2 separate regions of the Homo sapiens genome follow, and region 1 is linked to region 2. A link is an interaction called in ENCODE POLR2A ChIA-PET data of the cell type or tissue named here. Cell type or tissue: OCI-LY7. All regions are shown on one strand. Each heading gives the region's core, and the rest is flanking DNA. Links, peaks and the distances in the headings are about the cores only. Region 1 has its middle 16 kb from the start of IRAG2. Region 2 overlaps BCAT1 (branched chain amino acid transaminase 1).

The links. Peaks named below come from ENCODE experiments on the same cell type or tissue, not always from the same donor. Only the 100,000 strongest peaks of a DNase experiment are listed, where the experiment ranks them.
Region 1: POLR2A ChIA-PET joins it to region 2 with 8 read pairs; 2 of 35 experiments call an interaction of 5 or more read pairs at or near these places.

Annotation. Positions count from the first base shown.
Region 1 is chr12:25,032,255-25,041,476 of GRCh38, forward strand. It overlaps a transcript of IRAG2 not described here. Among named protein-coding and RNA genes, the nearest start is that of IRAG2, 16 kb to the right of the region's middle. In OCI-LY7, for the core only: no CTCF peak of the experiment used is centred there; no DNase peak of the experiment used is centred there.
Region 2 is chr12:24,926,420-24,935,641 of GRCh38, forward strand. The region is part of intron 1 of BCAT1 (branched chain amino acid transaminase 1); the gene reads right to left. Among named protein-coding and RNA genes, the nearest start is that of BCAT1, 18 kb to the right of the region's middle. RefSeq lists enhancers at 854-1,469, 5,145-5,334. In OCI-LY7, for the core only: no CTCF peak of the experiment used is centred there; a DNase peak (open chromatin) is centred at 5,452; H3K4me3 peaks cover 1,232 bases; H3K27ac peaks cover 1,415 bases.

The sequences.
Region 1 (9,222 bases), core at 3,128-7,127, 110 kb after region 2:
AATTCCCCACTAGAGTAACATGTACAGCCTAATGTTGTGTGCGATTCCAGAATTTACGAGGGGAAAAAAGTAAACTGGCTCATGAGTTACAGCACTTGCAACAGGCACTCATCACGTAAGTAGAGGGCAACCCTTGCCAGCCTCCTCTCTTGTTCCTCTACCCTACATTATTGGCCCAATTGAGCTTTGTATGTGCCACATTCTTTTCTTCTATACGTTTGTATGTGATATTTTCTCTATTTTTCTCCATGAGAACTTCTTTGTGAGTTTTCTATGACCCCTGATTGTCTTAGACAGCTCAGGATGCTATGACAAAATACCATAGACTGTGTGGCTTCAATAATACTCATTTATTTCTTACAGTTTTGGAGGCTGGAACTCCAAGATCAGGATGCCAGCAGGGTTGAGTTCTAGTGAGGGCCCTGTACTAAGTTGCAGATTGCCGACTTATCCTTGTACAAGCATGGAGGAAAAGCAGTTAGCTAACTCTTTGGCTTCTTCTTATAAGGACACTAATCCCATTCATGAGGGCTCCAACCTCATAACTTAATTACCTTCCAAGTGTTCCATTTCCAAATACCATCGCATTGGGGTTAGGAATTCAATATATGAAATAATGGGGGGCAAACAAACATTCAGTCCATTGTGTTGACTTTCCCTTGCTTGCTTTTCCCTTACCCTGGAACTAAGTAACTCTTTCTTTCTTTTTTTTTTTTTTTGGAGGTGGAGTCTTGCTCTGTCACCCAGGCTGGAGTGCAGTGGCGTGATCTCGGCCCGCTGCAACCTCCACCTCCTGAGTTCAAGCAATTCTTCTGTCTCAGTCCCCCAGTAAGCTGGGACTACAGGCATATGCCACCATGCCTGGCTAATTTTTGTATTTTTAGTAGAGATGGGGTTTCACCATGTTGGCCAGGCTGGTCTCGAACTCCTGACTTCATGATCTGCCTGCCTCGGCCTCTCAAAGTGCTGGGATTACAGGTGTGAGCCACCCAGCCTGGCCTAAGTAATTGTTTTGAATGTAAGCATGGCACCTTGTTCTCACCTCTTTCCTAACACACATCATCCTGTATGATAATTATTTGTTTCTGAATGTGAGTAATATGCTAGTCCAGGATCCACAGGAGCCACTCAGATAACAAAAATGAGTAAAGCTAATGGAATATGCACGCATCTACATTATGCAAATGGAAAAGGAGATAAGTGCATTACCGATATAAAGGCAAAGGGGTTACTCTGTTTAGCTCCAACTAATTGTGACATCAAAACGGTATGGACCTAATCTGGCCACATCTTCTGATTTTGGAAGAAAAGCCAGAAATCCAGATTTTTAAGTGACATTTTCTGATTTTTAACTGTTGGTACCAATTCTTTTAAAAACTGTGGCCTGGTGTATGACCTCCTAGACTCACCAGTCTGTGCAGCTCCTGGAGGACAGAGACAATTTCTGATCACTCTCCCTATTCCCAAGCACATTATACAATCCTTGGCACATGGCACTGATTGTTTCGTGATAAATGGACCCTATATTCTGTTGACTTCAAACGTAATGTTGGAGGCACACCTAACTAGACTATTGTTTTTGTTTTTCTCAAGAAATGGGATCCAGTTGAATGTTAATGGAGAGTGTAACAGTATCATCTCTGAAGGAGAAAAGTCTTTACATTACGAACTCACTCTTGCTCAGTCTGCAGAGGTAGGTCATTATAAGAAGATGGAAAGCTTTGAAAGATAACTACCCCATGTGATAGCTTATGATTTAATGAAGGTTCACAGCTTGCCAAAAACTACCAGTGACACTGAGAGAATGTGCTGATAGTTCTTAGAGTCCAAGTCTAAAGTTTCTTAGCTTGGGGAGAAAGGACCATTTTCAAGTTACGGCCGAAAGCTACAGCAAGGTTGAAGGTTTGTGGAAGTGTGCATTCAGGGACTTTGGGACTTTAGAAATCTTTGTTTTCTTGACAGGACAGACTACCTGCCCTGATTCCCCAGCCTGGGATCCCAAAGGTAGCAGTAGATATCCATGAGTTATTTTTTAGAATTTTCCAAACCCTGAAAGTAAATATATTTATCAAAAAATAAAGATGCCCAGAAACAATACCAAATTTATTTGCTTTAGATTATAATTGTATCAGCCCAAATTAATGACATTGATTATTACATTCTGAACAGAAACTAGCATTTTCTTACATGTGTTTTGGTTAATTTTAAAGTGGCAAAATGAATTTATTAGTTTAAACAATTTCCATTTGTTTGGTAGACCCAGTACTTTATAACATGGGAAGAAATATTTTAAAAACCTTCTCGGGGATAAAGATGTTCTGACTCCCTTATGCTATATTTTCATTCCTTTGTATTCTCCAGTTTTGTGCTTGTTATGCTCAGAAATGCTTTATTTAGAAAAATGCTTTCTTTTCACCATTTGATGGTCTCTTCCTATCTGTGGACGATAGATATGTCAGAATGTTCTCCTGTTGACAGCTGTGATGCCACCTTGAAAGGAGAGAAAGAATGCCTTTGGGCAAACGCTATTTGAATTGCTTCTGCCAAGGATGCAGGGACAACATATGCTGCCTTCATCTGAAGCCATCTCCGGCAGCCCTGGACATTCTGCTGAGGGCTGTGCTTTCCTGACATTCTGTTTCAAATACTCATCATTTCACTGTGTTTTTGAAACCAAGCCAAACTGCCAGACTGAATGAAACTGTGGCAAATCTGCCACAGCAGTGTGTTTTTATCCTCAGTCCTCTGAGATAATAATGATGTCAAGATGCCAGCCCAGAAAGTTCTATAGTTCTAAACAGGAAGGTTATCAGCCGGCAAAGTTCTGGCTCTGAGGTTTACCCACTGATGAGTTGGGAAGTTTGTCTTCTAACTAGAATCTCAAAGTAAGAGTCCTGTAACCTTTTCAACAGGCAGCAAAAAGAAGACTTGGGTCATATATTTAAAATATGACAGGAGGCAGAGATTTTGAGAGAAGTATAGGGAATGTACTTTGTGAAACATCATATGGTCTTTTATGAATGGAAGGGAGACAAAAGAAGCCAACCTGTTTTCAGTGGGATTGATGGAGCAGCCCTTCTCCATCAATTTTTTCCCCCTGGGTATTTCTTTACCTATTTTTATGTTAAAATTAGAGCCATAACCGTTTATATCATCAGCATGTAAATGTCATCTATTGATAATGAGTTTTCCTTAAGACAGAATAAATGTTCAATTGGAGCCATCCCAGAGAGAAAATATCAACAGCTTTTTTAGGATGTAGGAGAATTTCACAAGACTATTGAGAACCAAATGACAAGGACAATGACATTAACTCATGAGCATCATTTTTGTTAAGTGAAAGTAATGAATGTTCTTTATTCAGATGTCAATTGTGGGCATTTCGATCCTTGTTTCAGAACACTGAAACAGAAAGGCAGCACAATGTAATCAACTTGTCATCTCTGGACGCCATGATGGATCAGGAAATGCTGCTATTACTAAGAGAGCCCGCACAGAAGGCAGTGGAATTCACAGCCACGCTTCAGAAGCTGGTATCGTATAACATACCTTTATCATGGTGTTCCGTTTTGGCTGGCAATATCTGCAGATAACTGACCTGCAACCTGTTTGCTGAGTCCAAATGTATCTGTGTGCTGCTGAGACCCAAATTAATACACTCTGAAAAGCGAAGGTTTTTCTCAAACCTTTCTGAAGCTGGCCTTTTAGTTCTGGGTCAATCAGGGCTAACAGATTGACCATTAGATACGGATTGCTTGAGGTTATTTTTTCCTGTGAGCTAATCTTTAGTATCAAAGGGCTGAAGACATGGTATCTATTGAACAGTTTCCTTCTTTAAATTTTCTTCTGGTTAATGGCTGGTATTCCTTTCTCCATTTTGACTTTTCACTGGAAACTCTGGATGATTGGAGAAATCAGAGAACAATATTTTCATACTGGTATTGCCAGTCCCTTTCATAGTGCCTAGCATATAGTAGGTAGCATTTAGTTTGGTACATTTTGGTACATTTTACATTTTGTACATTTTGGTACATTTTAGAACGGTAAAAATAAGTGAAAATGGTTGTTTTCTTCTATTTAAAAAGATGGGGTTTGTTCTGGAAAATGATTCTCTCTGTATATATTCAACATGTATAGAGCACCTGATGATATAGCATATACACATGGCAACATCCTGGAATAAAAGAAAGTCACTGGGGGCATTAGATGCAAAGGAACGTATTCTGGTATTTTCCTGAGTTACCTATATAGTAGAATTTTGGTCTCAATGGATTCTGATTATATAATAGCATATGTCTTCCTAGTTGAAGATGTGGAACTCTTTTTTCAGCACGAAGAAATTTCTAAAATTGCAACCCTCATTGAAAACTCTCGACGGTGGGTAACTAATCCAGAAATTACTGTGAAAGAAAAGTGGGAGGAGCAGCTTACTGTAAGTGTTTTATATTTTATGATTTTCCTGGTTTTTCTTCTACTTTGTTAAGCCAGGTAATAGTATATACAGTACCATTTCTAAGACTTTATTGTAGTCTTCTGCTATCTTAGTCTGATCATGAGTATAGACTGTGTGTCCAGGGGTGTATATGAGTGTGAGGGTGAGGAAAGTATGTGAGAGAGAGTGAGTGTGCAGATATGTGAGATGTGATGGAGAGAAAATAATAAATAAGATGATTTAATGAAAAAAATGCATTTATCTCCTTGTAAGAATTGGCTAGTCTAAATTAAGATTTTTCCTTAGCCTATTAAAATTGCCTAACTTTGAAAGAATGATTACTGTGTAACAGAATCTTATTCCTGAGACTTTGACGGTTTTACTATCTCAGGAACTTGCAGAACATTGGAAAAACAGGAACTTCTTAGGTAGCTATTCCCAGCTTTATTAGAAAGGAAGCATATGAGAAGGTATCTCTTTCATCTGTCCCTCACCTATTTACCTCTACTTCTTGACTGCCAGCCACTTTCTAGCATCCATCAGCCCCTTAAGTTAAGCTAAAGAAAAAAGTAAACTCTGGAATATGATTTCAACTCCTTTGCCAATCTAATTTTTTTTTGTTTTTGTTTTTTAAAAAGGAATCTCACTGTTGCCCAAGCTGGAGGGCAGTGGCGTGATCTTAGCTCACTGCAAACTCTGCCTCCTGGGTCCAAGTGATTCTCCTGCCTCAGACTCCCAAGTAGCTGGGATTACATGCATGCACTACCACGCCCGGCTAATTTTTGTATTTTTAGTAGAGACAGGGTTTCACCATTTTGGCCAGGCTGATCTCAAACTCCTGACTTCAGGTGATCCACCCACCTCAGCCCCCCAAAGTGCTGGGATTACAGTCAATCTAATTTTTTTAAGATTACATGTGAATATGATAATCTGTAAATACTGATATTATTGCATTATCTTGTCCCATCCTGTTCTAAAGCAATTGTGATGACTACTGAAGTTGTCAGGGGAAACTTAAGAAAAAGAAAGCAAAGCTCAGTTTTAGGGACATAATAGGCACTTTATACATACTTGTTACATTGACATAACCAATAGGATAGTCAATCTCTGGGCAATTGGAAATTGGTATTAATTAACATACAATTGAGAATTGGTACTCATTGACATACAGTTTTGGCATCCAGTATGCCATTGAGATGGAATGTCCACAGCTTTTTAGATTGCCTCTGTCATTTGTCCGTGTTTAACATTGGAGTACTGGGGTTTGTTTTGTGACTTTTCTTGTAGGAATTCAACAATATCATGGAAGAGAAGCTAGATCTTTGCATATTAATGCTGAACATCTTGGGAAACCACAAAGAGTCTCTTGATAAAGAATTTGCCAAATTAATAGAGATTTTGAAGAGATTCAGGCAGGAATATTTTTATTTCAGAAAAGAATTTCTTGCCAGGTGATGATCATTTATATATAAGAAATCCATGCTTTATATACATGACATGTTTATGATCATGCCACTGCATTCAGTTTACTTTCTGCAAGTTGTATACATTGATTTCAGATGATACTTTTTTCAGAGAAGATATTCTGTTTGATAATTCTGAATTGTAAAATAGTATGAAATTGACTTACATGTTCAAAATTGCAAATGACGAACTATAAAATCTGTGGAAACCAGCCAAGCGCGGTGGCTCACGCCTGTAATCCCAGCACTTTGGGAGGCTAAGGTGGGCGAATCACCTGAGGTCAGGAGTTTGAGACCAACCTGGCCAACATGGTGAAACCCTGTCTCTACTAAAAATACAAAAATTAGCTGGGTGTGGTGGTAATGCCTGTAATCCCAGCTACTTGGGAGGCTGATGCAGGAGAATTGCTTGAACCCGGGAGGCAGAGATTCAGTGAGCTGAGATTGCACTACTGCACTCCAGCCTGGGTGACAGAGTGAGACTCCATTTCAAAAAAAAAAAAAAAATCTGTGGAAACCAGTATACTGAGTTATTTTTTCCCTAGAGAAGGAATTTGGAATTACAAAATATAATCTTTTACCAGAAGAAGCCTTAGAGAGCCTCTAGTAACCTCATAATTTTTCAGAGGACTAAGGCATGAAGAGATAAAGTGAATTGACTAAGACCTGAGAGTTACTAATGGAAGCTCTAGAACTTGAAGCCAGGTCTGTTGGCTCCTCCCCACTGGGTTTTATGTTTGACCTCAGTGTATCATGTTGGGCACTGGGCAACTAAATGTCAGTTAAATGGAGTCATAGGGAATAGATGGTAACAAATATAAAATAACTTACCCTCTTATCCTTTCTCTACCCTCAATTCTTATGATAATGGGGAAATTCTTGAAATTTTTACACCCTGGAAACCATAAGCACAGTGATTATATCTTTTGTTAACTACCATTTATATAGCTGCTAGGACCATACTTAGCACTTACTTAAGAAATGCTTTTTGAGCAAATGAGCAAATGAACACAGGTATATATTTCACTTGAACAAAATTTTAAAATGTAATTAGAGACTGAGGTAAGCTTGAAGCAAATAGCCAGAAGAAACTATTTTATTCCCCCCAAATATAAGGAAACTAGATACCAGAGAGAGAATACCAGAGGAACTCTCAAGAAAATGATCTTCTGCTTTCCCTAAGAAGCAGAGAACCCACACTTCCCCATAGTGGTAAAAGATGGGGGCTAAGTGGACACGCAGCTTCCTTACACAGATACCGTCTCCACAAAAGGCAGCGTCAACATTCTTCTTTTTTTTGAGACGAAGTCTCGCTCTGTCACCCAGGCTGGAGTGCAGTGGCGTGATCTCTGCTCACTGCAAGCTCTGCCTCCCGGGTTCAGGCCATTCTCCTGCCTCAGCCTCCCGAGTAGCTGGGACTACAGGCGCCCGCCACCACGCCCAGCTAATTTTTTGTATTTTTAGTAGAGACGGGGTTTCACCATGTTAACCAGGATGGTCTCGATCTCCTGACCTCGTGATCCGCCCCCCTCGGCCTCCCAAAGTGCTGGGATTACAGGCGTGAGCCACCACACCCGGCAACATTCTTCTATTTAGCAACAAAGAACTATTTGGAGAGAGGTCTGCACTAATGTCATCTCGAAATGAGTGAATCTTCTGTATTGTCCTACTTAGACATACAAGCAGCCCGGTTAAATAACAGTAGGTGTCATTTGTCTAGAGGCTACTGTGTCAGATGTAGTGCTAAGAATCTGACATATATTTATATCCAGAGAGGTTGCATAATTTGCCCAAGGTTACCCAGCTGGGATTAAGTGACAGCTGGGATTCAGACCTAGTTCTGTCTGACTTCAGAACCTGTGTCCTTTCGATGGTTGATCTCCCACCATCGACTTGTTAAATCTGATACAAGATTCTTTAAAAATATTCTGGGAACCTGGCATTGGGCAAAATACTCCTTATCAGCATAAGATGGTTATAACCTCTGGCTTTTGGACACAATTTAAAACTGACAAAGCCACATAAAGGCTACACACAAAATAATTTGACTGTGGATTTTAGCTATGAATAAGTAAATAGCTGGGTGCCCCGGCTCATGCCTGTAATCCCAGCACTTTGGGAAGCCAAGACAGGAGGATAGTTTGAGCCTGGGAGTTCAGACCTGCCTGGGCAACATAGCGAGACCCTGTCTCTAAAAAAAATTTTAAATGAGCTGGGCATGGTGATGCATGCCTGTAGTCTCAGCTACTTGGGAGGTTGAGGTGGAAGGATTGAGCCCAGGAGTTTGAGGCTACAGTGAGCTATAATTGTGCCAGTGCACTCTAGCAGCCTGTGAGACAGAGCAAGACACTGCCTCTTAAAAAAAAAGAGAGAGAGAGAGAGAAAAGAAAAGAAAAAGAAAATAAATGGAGTATTTTGTGAGGATGAGAGAGAATTCTGTTTAGATGAGGTAGGAAATGTTTATTAAAGGTAAATTTTTAGGGGCTATTTACTGAGGAAGAGAAGGTTCCCATTCTGCTGTGGGACAAATAGGCTCTAATGCTGAAGAATGGAAATAATTGAGTGGGCCAAAGAGAGGCATGGACAGGAAAGTTCTCTCAGAAGCCTTGGTGAGGAAACAAGTCTTGATTCGTACGACATCCGTCAGGATGTCCGCTCTTTGCCTGGCTTCCACCCCTTCCCCAACCCCAGATGATAAGCAATTATAGGAAATAAGACAGAAATCTCTGCCTCTATGAAACTAACATCTAGTAAAGGATGCAAATAACAAACAAATAAACATATAATGTCAGAGAGTGTTATAAAGAAAATTAAATCAGGATAAGAAGACAGAGAATGACTGGGAGCATTTTAGAGAGAATAGCCAGGAAAGTCCTGCCTGAGGAGTGATGAATTGAGTAGAGAGCTGAGTGGGGCGAGGGAGTGAGCTATGTGATGATCCGGGTGTGTTCCAGGCAGAGCAAGGAGCCGGTGCCAGGAGCCTGAGGTTGTAGTGAGCTTGTTGTTTTTGAGCAGCAGCAAGAAGCCGCCATGGCTGGGGCAGGGTGGGGGGTAAGCAGTGGTAGGATGTGGGGCCAGAAGGATAGACAGGGGCCAGGCCACACACAGCCTTTGCAGTCCATGTTTAGGAGTTGGGATTTCATTGAGTATGGTGAGAAGCCATCAGAGGGTTAGGAGCAGAGAAAAAATGTGATTTGTGTTTTGTTTTTGTTTGTTTTTATCTTTTTCTTCTTTCTTTGTGATTTGTGTTTTGAAAGATCTGCTGGATGAAGAATTATTTATAGAGGGCAAAAGTGAAAGCAGTGAGATGAGTAAGGAGAGTTTTCT
Region 2 (9,222 bases), core at 3,182-7,181:
GGAGCCCCTCTGCCCGGCCGCCACCCCGTCTGGGAGGTGTACCCAACAGCTCATTGAGAACGGGCCATGATGACAATGGCGGTTTTGTGGAATAGAAAAGGGGGAAATGTGGGGAAAAGATAGAGAAATCAGATTGTTGCTGTGTCTGTGTAGAAAGAAGTAGACATAGGAGACTCCATTTTGTTCTGTACTAAGAAAAATTCTTCTGCCTTGGGATGCTGTTGATCTATGACCTTACCCCCAACCCGGTGCTCTCTGAAACATGTGCTGTGTCCACTCAGGGTTAAATGGATTAAGGGCGGTGCAAGATGTGCTTTGTTAAACAGATGCTTGAAGGCAGCATGCTCTTTAAGAGTCATCACCACTCCCTAATCTCAAGTACCCAGGGACACAAACACTGCGGAAGGCCGCAGGGTCCTCTGCCTAGGAAAACCAGAGACCTTTGTTCACTCGTTTATCTGCTGACCTTCCCTCCACTATTGTCCTATGACCCTGCCAAATCCCCCTCTGCGAGAAACACCCAAGAATGATCAATTAAAAAAAAAAAAACTGCAGACAAATTTTTAAAATCCTCACTTGTATGTTACATGTGGGACAGAATAATTTTAAAAAACACATATAATCTCCAAACCCCAGTTCAACTATAAGTTATAATCTTTTCTCCCTGATTAAGATTTGTATTTGAAACAATAGTCATTTGCTTTGAGTTAAATTTCATCTCTTGGATGATAATGAAATGAGTAAAAATCAAGTTATAAGATGTCTGTAATCCCGGCTATTTGGGAAGGTGAGGTGGGAGAATCACTTGAACCCAGGAGATGGAGGCAGCAATGAGACGAGATTGTGCCACTGTACTCCAGCCTGGGTGACAAAGTGAGACTCTGTCTCGAAAAAAAAAGAAAAGAAAAGAAAAGAAAAAAATCAAGTTATAAGAGAGAAACAGAAGAATGCAAGGTGATCTACATAGACAAGCTACATAGCAATACTGGAAAAACCTAGAATGTTATTTTTCCTTAAAAATCTACCAGTGACTCCAATTAAACATGGTAGACTGAACACATGAATCTTTCTCCACATCTTTTTAGATATTCACTTAAACAAATACCATTGTCTTTTAAAGTTTAAACCATAAGGGAAAGAGAATGGGAAACATGATAATGAGTGACATTAACACATTTTGGAAGGTAGAAAGCTGACAGTAGAGAAGGAACTAACTCTGTAGATTAGAAAGAACTGAAACTGTATTGCACAAAGAAGGAGATACTGATGAGAAGCCACCTTTCCCTCATCTCAGAAAGTCTCAGAATAGAGAATCCAGGTGTTTCCAAAGGTGAGGCTGAAAACAGGGACTTTTGATGCAAATCTATATAACCATTCATTGAATGACCTTGACTTGGGAGAGTACAACCAGAAATAGTTTTATTTTTCTCTCATTACTGCCCTTCACACCCACTTTCAAAAATCTACCATCCCTATCTGGAGAAGATCACACTGATCCTATTGAGTTTCCAGTCACTTTTAAGTATTAGGAAAATCTTGCTGCAAGTACTTAAAAGACCGGTATGATCTGTAATAAAACTTTGACCTCACATTGCATTCAATGCTTTACTGTCTGAGCAGCCACCACCACCAGCCCCCAGCAAGCTGAGGTTGTTAACATCTGTAAAAGAAAACAAAATTCTTAAAACTCTCTAAAATTATTTATTATGCCAAGGGAGAAGTTAAGTACTGGAAACTGAGTCACATAGCATGTTTGCAATTCTGCTTCTTAGGTTATAGATTCACTCTCTTCTCATCGTTCTAGTTCTGTAAATGACTAGGAGAGACCAGAGACCAGACCTTCCCCCTTCACTGATCTTTGTTATGGATTAATGGATTAACTGCCTCCTTTATTGTCCTGTACCTAACTCACACCAGTTGGCACAAAAGACCCCATGGGATGAGCACAGTAGCCCATGCCTGTAATCCAGGCACTTTGGGAGGCTGAGGCAGGAGAATTGTTTGAGTCCAGGAGTTTGAGACCAGCCTGGGCAAAAGGGGGATCTGGTCTCTATAAGAAATAAAAAATAAATTAGCCGGGTGTGGTGGCACATGACTGTGGTCCCAGCTAGTCGGGAGACTGAGGTGGTAGGATCACTTGAGCCCACAAAATCGAAGCTGCAGCGAGCTGTGATTGTGCCATGCCAGCCTGCAATACAGAGCGAGACAGTCTCAAAAAAAAAAAAAAAAAACCAAGAAAAACGAAAATACAAACCCATGACTGTTACACCTTCAGTGTGAAATGTTTGTTGTTGTTGTTGTTGTTGTTGTTGTTGTTGTTGTTGTTGTTGTTTGAGATGGAGTTTCATTCTTGTTGCCCAGGCTGGAGTGCAATGGTGCAATCTCAGCTCACCACAACCTCTGCCTCCCAGGTTCAAGCAATTCTCCTGCCTCAGCTTCCCAAGTAGCTGGGATTACAGGCACGTGCACCATGCCCGGCTAATTTTTTTTATTTTATTTTATTTTATTGTATTGTATTTTTAGTAGAGAAGGGGTTTCCCCATATTGGCCAGGCTGGCCTCGAACTCCTGACCTCAGATGATCTGCCCGCCTCGGCCTCCCAAAGTGCTGAGATTACAGGCATGAACCACCGCTCCCAGCCCGTGAAATGTTAAATATGCCTTTCTCAAATGAAAGTGACCACCTTGACTAATCAGATCATTGTAACTAGGCATTAAGCCTTACACAGAAAGATGTTGAAATTCTGTTAAGCTTCCCTAAACTCTCTCTCTATAAACAATCCCAAACTTCTAAAGTTCAGAACGCTGACTTCCATTCTTTGGGATCCGTGTTTCCCTAGCACTGTCCTTAAACTTTGCACTTGAATAAAGTATCTTTAAACTAGATTCTGACCCTTTTGATTATTTTAGGTTGGCACATCCAACAGAAATGGGGTTCCTGTTTTTTCAGCATTGGAGCTCAGGACGCACCATCCCAAAATATGACCAGAATATGCCACATCAGGATATGCTTATTTGATGTATTTCCAGTTAGTTATTCTGAGACACTGTAGACACAGGAGTAGCTCTGAAAAACTGTCTTTTTGTAAACAAAATTTATATCTATAAAGAAAAAAACTTTGATAAGAATCTCATCAACCAGGGAAGATTTTATCACCAGGGAGAAGATTGGACAGGTAGACCTTGTCACAGGCTATTACCTATTCTTCTGATGGGGGACTCTGAGACAACTTTTATCACCTGAGAGACTTTTTATCTGCATAACAAGACAACCTATGCTTGCTATACACTTCCTCTCCTCACCCTCTTATAACCTGTCACCACCTCCCCTCAATAAGCCCCAAGCCCTGATTCCTTTTCTGTAGCTCAGGAATACTATATAAACTTCAATCATCTGGCCTTTCTTTGAGTCTCATATTTTATGGGACTCCCATGTGTACGCACAAAATAAATTTATGTCTTTTCTCCTATTTATCTTTCTACTGTCAGTTTACTTCATAAACTCAGTTATGAAAAGGGTAAAGAAAGTTTTCTCTCTCCCACATCACTTTCCTCTCCATTCTCCAGCTGCTGTTTCCAGGACCCACGGGGTTAAGTGTGGACCATGAATTAGAGGAAATGGTTAAAAATCTCATTTGTCTGTGACCATTATAATCTGGCACTGGGGGCCCTCTCCTATGGCAAATGCCCAAATTCTGGCTTTCTATTGCATCATGGTCACTTACGGATTCTTCACAACCTCCCCTCCCCCTTGTCCTCACCTCCTGTGGAGACCACTGCCTTGCACAGCCCCACTGCAATGATGCACATTCTGTCTCACCTCTAAGGATTCTCCTTCAACCCCAGCTCTGGCATTATTCCCTACACAGCCTCTGACCCCTGGGGTCTCCTTGCCCCAGCAAGTAGCCTTCTTAGACAGTGTCCTTTTGAGGTGTTTCTATGACACCTTTCCTCAGAGTTCACATAGTTCATGACGTCTTTGCTCTACTAAACTCTGGAACTGCAAACTGCACCCACTGAAGACCCCTCTCTTGACTCTAACCACAGGCAGCACCAGCCAGCCTTGACTGTCCCAGGGCAGAGCTGACACTGCTATGTTCCGTACACCAGTGGCACAAGTCAAGTGTTCGCAAGCTACAGATCCTCTAGGCAAAGCATTTCTCACTTAATTTTTAGTGAATGCCCTGTTGGGGGAATGGGAGAATCACTTTTTTACCTCTTCCAGGGTAAAGAAGTTTCCAGAAATGCCAAGCTCTCCTTGCTTGGCTGACAATTTTTTATTTCCAAATAATCTTATTTCCTTTCTGTTCAATTTCCAGCCTTCTATTAAATATAAATTGGAGATAAGTTAGAGGCTAAAGCTTGCAGAATTAGTTTAGTCATCCTTTAGAAGGTTCTTTAGATGTGTCAAACGTGTTTGGAATTTGGAGGTAGTATCCCTCCATGCTCCGCACTGAAGCCTCAGTGGAACAGGGCCCTTTTTTTTTTTTTTTTTTTTTTGAGATAGAGTCTTGCTCTGTCACCCAGGTTGGAGTACAATGGCACACAATCTCAGCTCACTACAACCTCCACCTCCCAGGTTCTGGTGATTCTCCTGTCTCAGCCTCCCAAGTAGCTGGGACTACAGGAGCCCACCACCACGCCTGGCTAAGTTTTTGTATTTTTAGTAGAGACAGGGTTTCATCATGTTGGCCAGACTGGTCTTGAGCTCCTGACCTCAGGTGATCCACTCCCCGCTCAGCCTTCCAAAGTGCTGGGATTACAGGTGTGAGCCACTGCACCTGGCCCAGGATGCTATTTTTTTAAAGGATTAATCAGAAGAAATATGAAGAGTAAAATTTTAAAATTCAGGGGAAAGGCTGAAAGATAACATTGATGAGATCTTTCTCCCACCTCAAAAATTGGACACTAGGAGAGAAAAATTAAATTAGAAGATCAAACAAGGAGGTCTAATGTCAAACAAATAGAAGTTTAAGAATGAGAAAAGAGGGAAAGCAGAGGAGACGAAATCATCAAAGATATAGGAAAGGAAAATTTTCTAGGATGAATGACTAAGGACCCATGTTATGATAAAGCTCCCCAAATTAGCAATAAAAAGAGACCCTGAATACCTCAAGGAACAAAAAACAGGTTACACATAAAAAGGACCTGAAATACGAGCCCCTTTGGACTTCCTATCAGTAACACAGGAAACTAGACAACAGAAAAGCAATTCCCTTAAAATTCTGACGAAAAATCATTTCTAACCTAGGATATTATTCAAAATCAAGTATTAACCTAGAGCAAAAGTAGAACAAAAAGTCAGGCATGTAAGGAATCAAAACATCTACCTCTGATGCACTCTTTATCTAAAAACAACTAGAGCATACGTGCAACACAAATGAGGAAGTAAAGTAAAAAGGAGAACGCCACACGATTCAGAAAACCGGGGATGTAACACAGAGAGAGGGTAAAAGATGCCAAGAGGAAGTCTTAGGCAGGCAGCTGTGCAGCTGGCTCAGAGAGAAACCAGCACAAATTAGTGCAAGAATGAGAATGGTAGCAGAAAGAGTACAGAGACAAAAAAGAAAATGAACTGTCAGATACATTTAACCTAAGTAAAATTACATTGAGAGGCTGTCAGGAAGTTGGGAATTGGAAAGAATTCATAATAAATATATAGTAAGGTAAGTAAATAAAAGGAAATAATGCAAGAATTAACTGCAGGAAAAACAAAATGAGGTATAAGGGGAAAAAAATGTAACCATAGTACACTACTTGACTCACCAGTGACTTTTAAAAATGGAATTCCATCTACTACTCAAAACCTCTCAGGGGCATTTCACCACACTTAGAATAAAATCCACACTTACCAGGACTAAGGAACTTCAATGATGTGGCTCCACTCCTGAAATCTCCCCTCTCAGATTATGCTCTGGGAAGTTTCATTTGCTGTTCCATATGCATGGGACACTCTTACCTCCAGACCATGGTACTCAGGTGTCAGCTGAAAGTTCACCTTTTCTGTGAAGCTTTCCCTGACCAGTCAGTATAAATTTGTACCAGCTTTCTCTCAGTTCTGTCACTACTGCATCATTTCATTTTATTCATATTGCATCACTGACTGAAAATATTTGATATGTTACTATATGAGGATAAATTGTAATAATATTAGTTAATACTTACAGTACTTACATAGTACTTATTTCAGACCAGACCCTGTTATAAGTGCTTTATATTTGTTTTTGGATCTTTGTTGCAGACTGTCTCCTTCTATCGCACAGGCTGGAGTGCAGTGGCACAATCTTAACTCACTGCAACCTCCACCTCCTGGGTTCAAGTGATTCTCCTGCCTCAGCCTCCTGAGTAGCTGGGATTACAGGTGTGTGCCACCATGCCTGGTTAATTTTTTTGGTTTTTTTGTTTTGTTTTGAGATGGAGTCTCGCTCCGTCGCCCAGGCTGGAGTGCAGTGGCGCAACCTCGGCTCACTGCAACTTCTGCCTCCCAGGTTCAAGTGATTCTCCTGCCTCAGCCTCCCGAGTAGCTGGGACTACAGGTGCCCACCACCACACTTGGCTAATTTTTGTATTTTTAGTAGAGACGGGGATTCACCATATTGGCCAGGCTGGTCTCAAACTCCTGACCTTGTGATCCACCCGCCTCGGCCTCCCAAAGTGCTGGGATTACAAGCATGAGCCACCACGCCTGGCCTTTTTTTTTTTTTTTTTTTTTTTTTTTTTTTGTATTTTAAGCAGAGATGAGGTTTCGCTATGTTGGCCAGGCAGGTCTCAGGCTTCTAACCTCAAGTAACCCTCGGGCCTCAGCCTCCCAATGTGCCGAGATTACAGGTGTGCACCACTGTGCCTGGCAACATGTTATTTTATTTAATCCTCACATCATCCATGAGAGGTGGGTTGTACTAATACCACCATTTCATAAACAAAAAAACTGAGGCACAGTTTAATAACTTGCTGGTGGTCACTCAATAGCAAAGCTGGGGCTCACACACCTGCAGTCCAGTCCCAGTTTGTGCTCATAACCATGTGTTATATGGCCTTTCCCTGCAAGTTGCAGGAGAGCTGCAACTTTACCTGCTCTTCACCCTCTGATATGGTTTGGTTTGGCTCTGTGTCCCTACTCAAACCTCATGTGGAATTTTAATCCCCTCACGCCAGGGGAGGAACCTGGTCGAAGGTGATTGGATCTTGGGGGTGAATAGTGAGTGAGTTCTCACTTAAGTGGCTATGTTTTCTGGGGTATATACCCCAGGTTCATCCTCTCATGCCGGGAAAATTCAGAACAGACACACACAGGGAGTTTAGGAGCACAGGTTAATAGGCAGAAGAAGGAGAAAGGAAAACAGCCCTCTCTCTAATGAGAGAGAGGGGACTTCTGAGAGGAAACACCGGCGGGTGGCGAATGCACCAGATTTTATAGTCAGGCTTGAGGAGGTGGTGTCTGATTTACATAGGGCTCACAGATTGGTTCAATCAGGTATGATGTTCACATAGCGCACTGGGAAGGCTGGTCACCCCACCCTAATCTTATTATGCACATGAATTCTCCTCTTGGCCGGCACCAGCTTGTCTGCTCCTTACTGTACACTTGGCTGGCAGAGAAGGGAAAATGGAGCCGCCATCTTAACGTGTCTGGTTCCTAGTTTCTGCCGGCATTCACCCGTGCAAGCTCCCAGCTTGCTTGTCTATGTGTGGGGCTGCTTTTCATTTAAAAGAAAAGCCTTACCAAGGACTCCCGTACCCTCACTATCTACCTAAGTGATTTCTTCTTAACTCCTATATCATCATAAGATCTGATGGTTTAAAAGTGTGGCACTTCTCCCTTCTCACTGTGTCTCCTGCCACCATGTAAGATGTGCCTTGCTTCCTCTTCACCTTCTGCCATGATTGTAAGTTTCCTGAGGCCTTTCTGGCCATGATGAACTGTAATTCAGTTAAACCTCTTTTCTTTATAAATCACCCAGTCTCAGGTAGTTCTTTATAGCAGTGTGAAAACGGACTAATACACCCTCACAGCCTCAAGACCTTGAGCAGTGTCTGATGCTTACATAATGAGTACTCCTCAAATATTTGTTCAATAAATGCATTATAAGAATCTCAGTTATCCTGAGGCAAGAGAAAAGAAGAGGGTACAAACTTTTCTTTTTATTTTTTTGAGACAGAGTTTAACTCTTGTCACCCAGGCTGGAGTGCAGTGGTGCGATCTTGGCTCACTGCAACCTCTGCTCCCAGGTTCAAGCAATTTTCCTGCCTCAGCCTCCCAAGTAGCTGGGACTATAGGTGCACACCACCACGCCCAGCTAATTTTTGTATTTTTAGTAGAGACAGGGTTTCACCATATTGGCCAGGCTGGTCTCGAACTCCTGACCTCAGGTGATCCACCTGTTTCAGCCTCCCAAAGTGCTGGGATTACAGGGGGATACAAATTTTTCCTCCTTGGCTATCAGTTGTACCACTTGCCACATCTCAGTTTTTTCCACATTTTGATACCAGCTGCTCTGGTTCTTCCAGTTTTAGGGTCTCTTGATCAAGATATTGTGGTTTCCTCTCTAGAAACAGGCTCCATAACATTCTTCTTCTTCTCTCTCTCTCTAATTAAGCTATTGCTGTATTAGCACTTGTAAGCTACCCAGTGACTGCAGGACATGACTGCCTCACCTTCTAGTCTGTGCCCAAGGTGAAATGGATGTGGTAGTGATTCTTCCACAGACCAAGTGGATCCAGTGAGTTGCCTATAGGACATCCAGAAGACTCACTGACGGAGTGTTGTGGGAAAGAGCAGAAAGCTAGAAACCACCTCTCATTGGATCTTTAGTCCAGAGAGGAATCCAGCACGCAAAATGCAGAAAAATATGATTTGTCCTCACGTGGACATGAAGCCAAGGCATTCTGGAGAGAGTCAGGGATATGGTCAGAGAGCTTAGGTGGCCAGGAAAGAGAGCTCTACATGTGTTTCCACTTATGGAATCAAGGAACTCAATACAAAGTCCCAACAGAATCAACTCATTCCTCTCTATTTTCCCATACCCCGTCAGACCCCTAGTCCAAGTCACCATCATCTCTTCCCTGCATCCCTGCCACAGCCCCTAACCTACGCCACAAGGAACTCACCCTTGGCTTCCTCTCCAGAGCACACTTTCCTGACAATGAATCTTCTAATTCTAGCATCTTTTACAAACCAGGTATCCTGAGAATTTCCCAAGTCATCATGTCTTTGTTCCTTTTT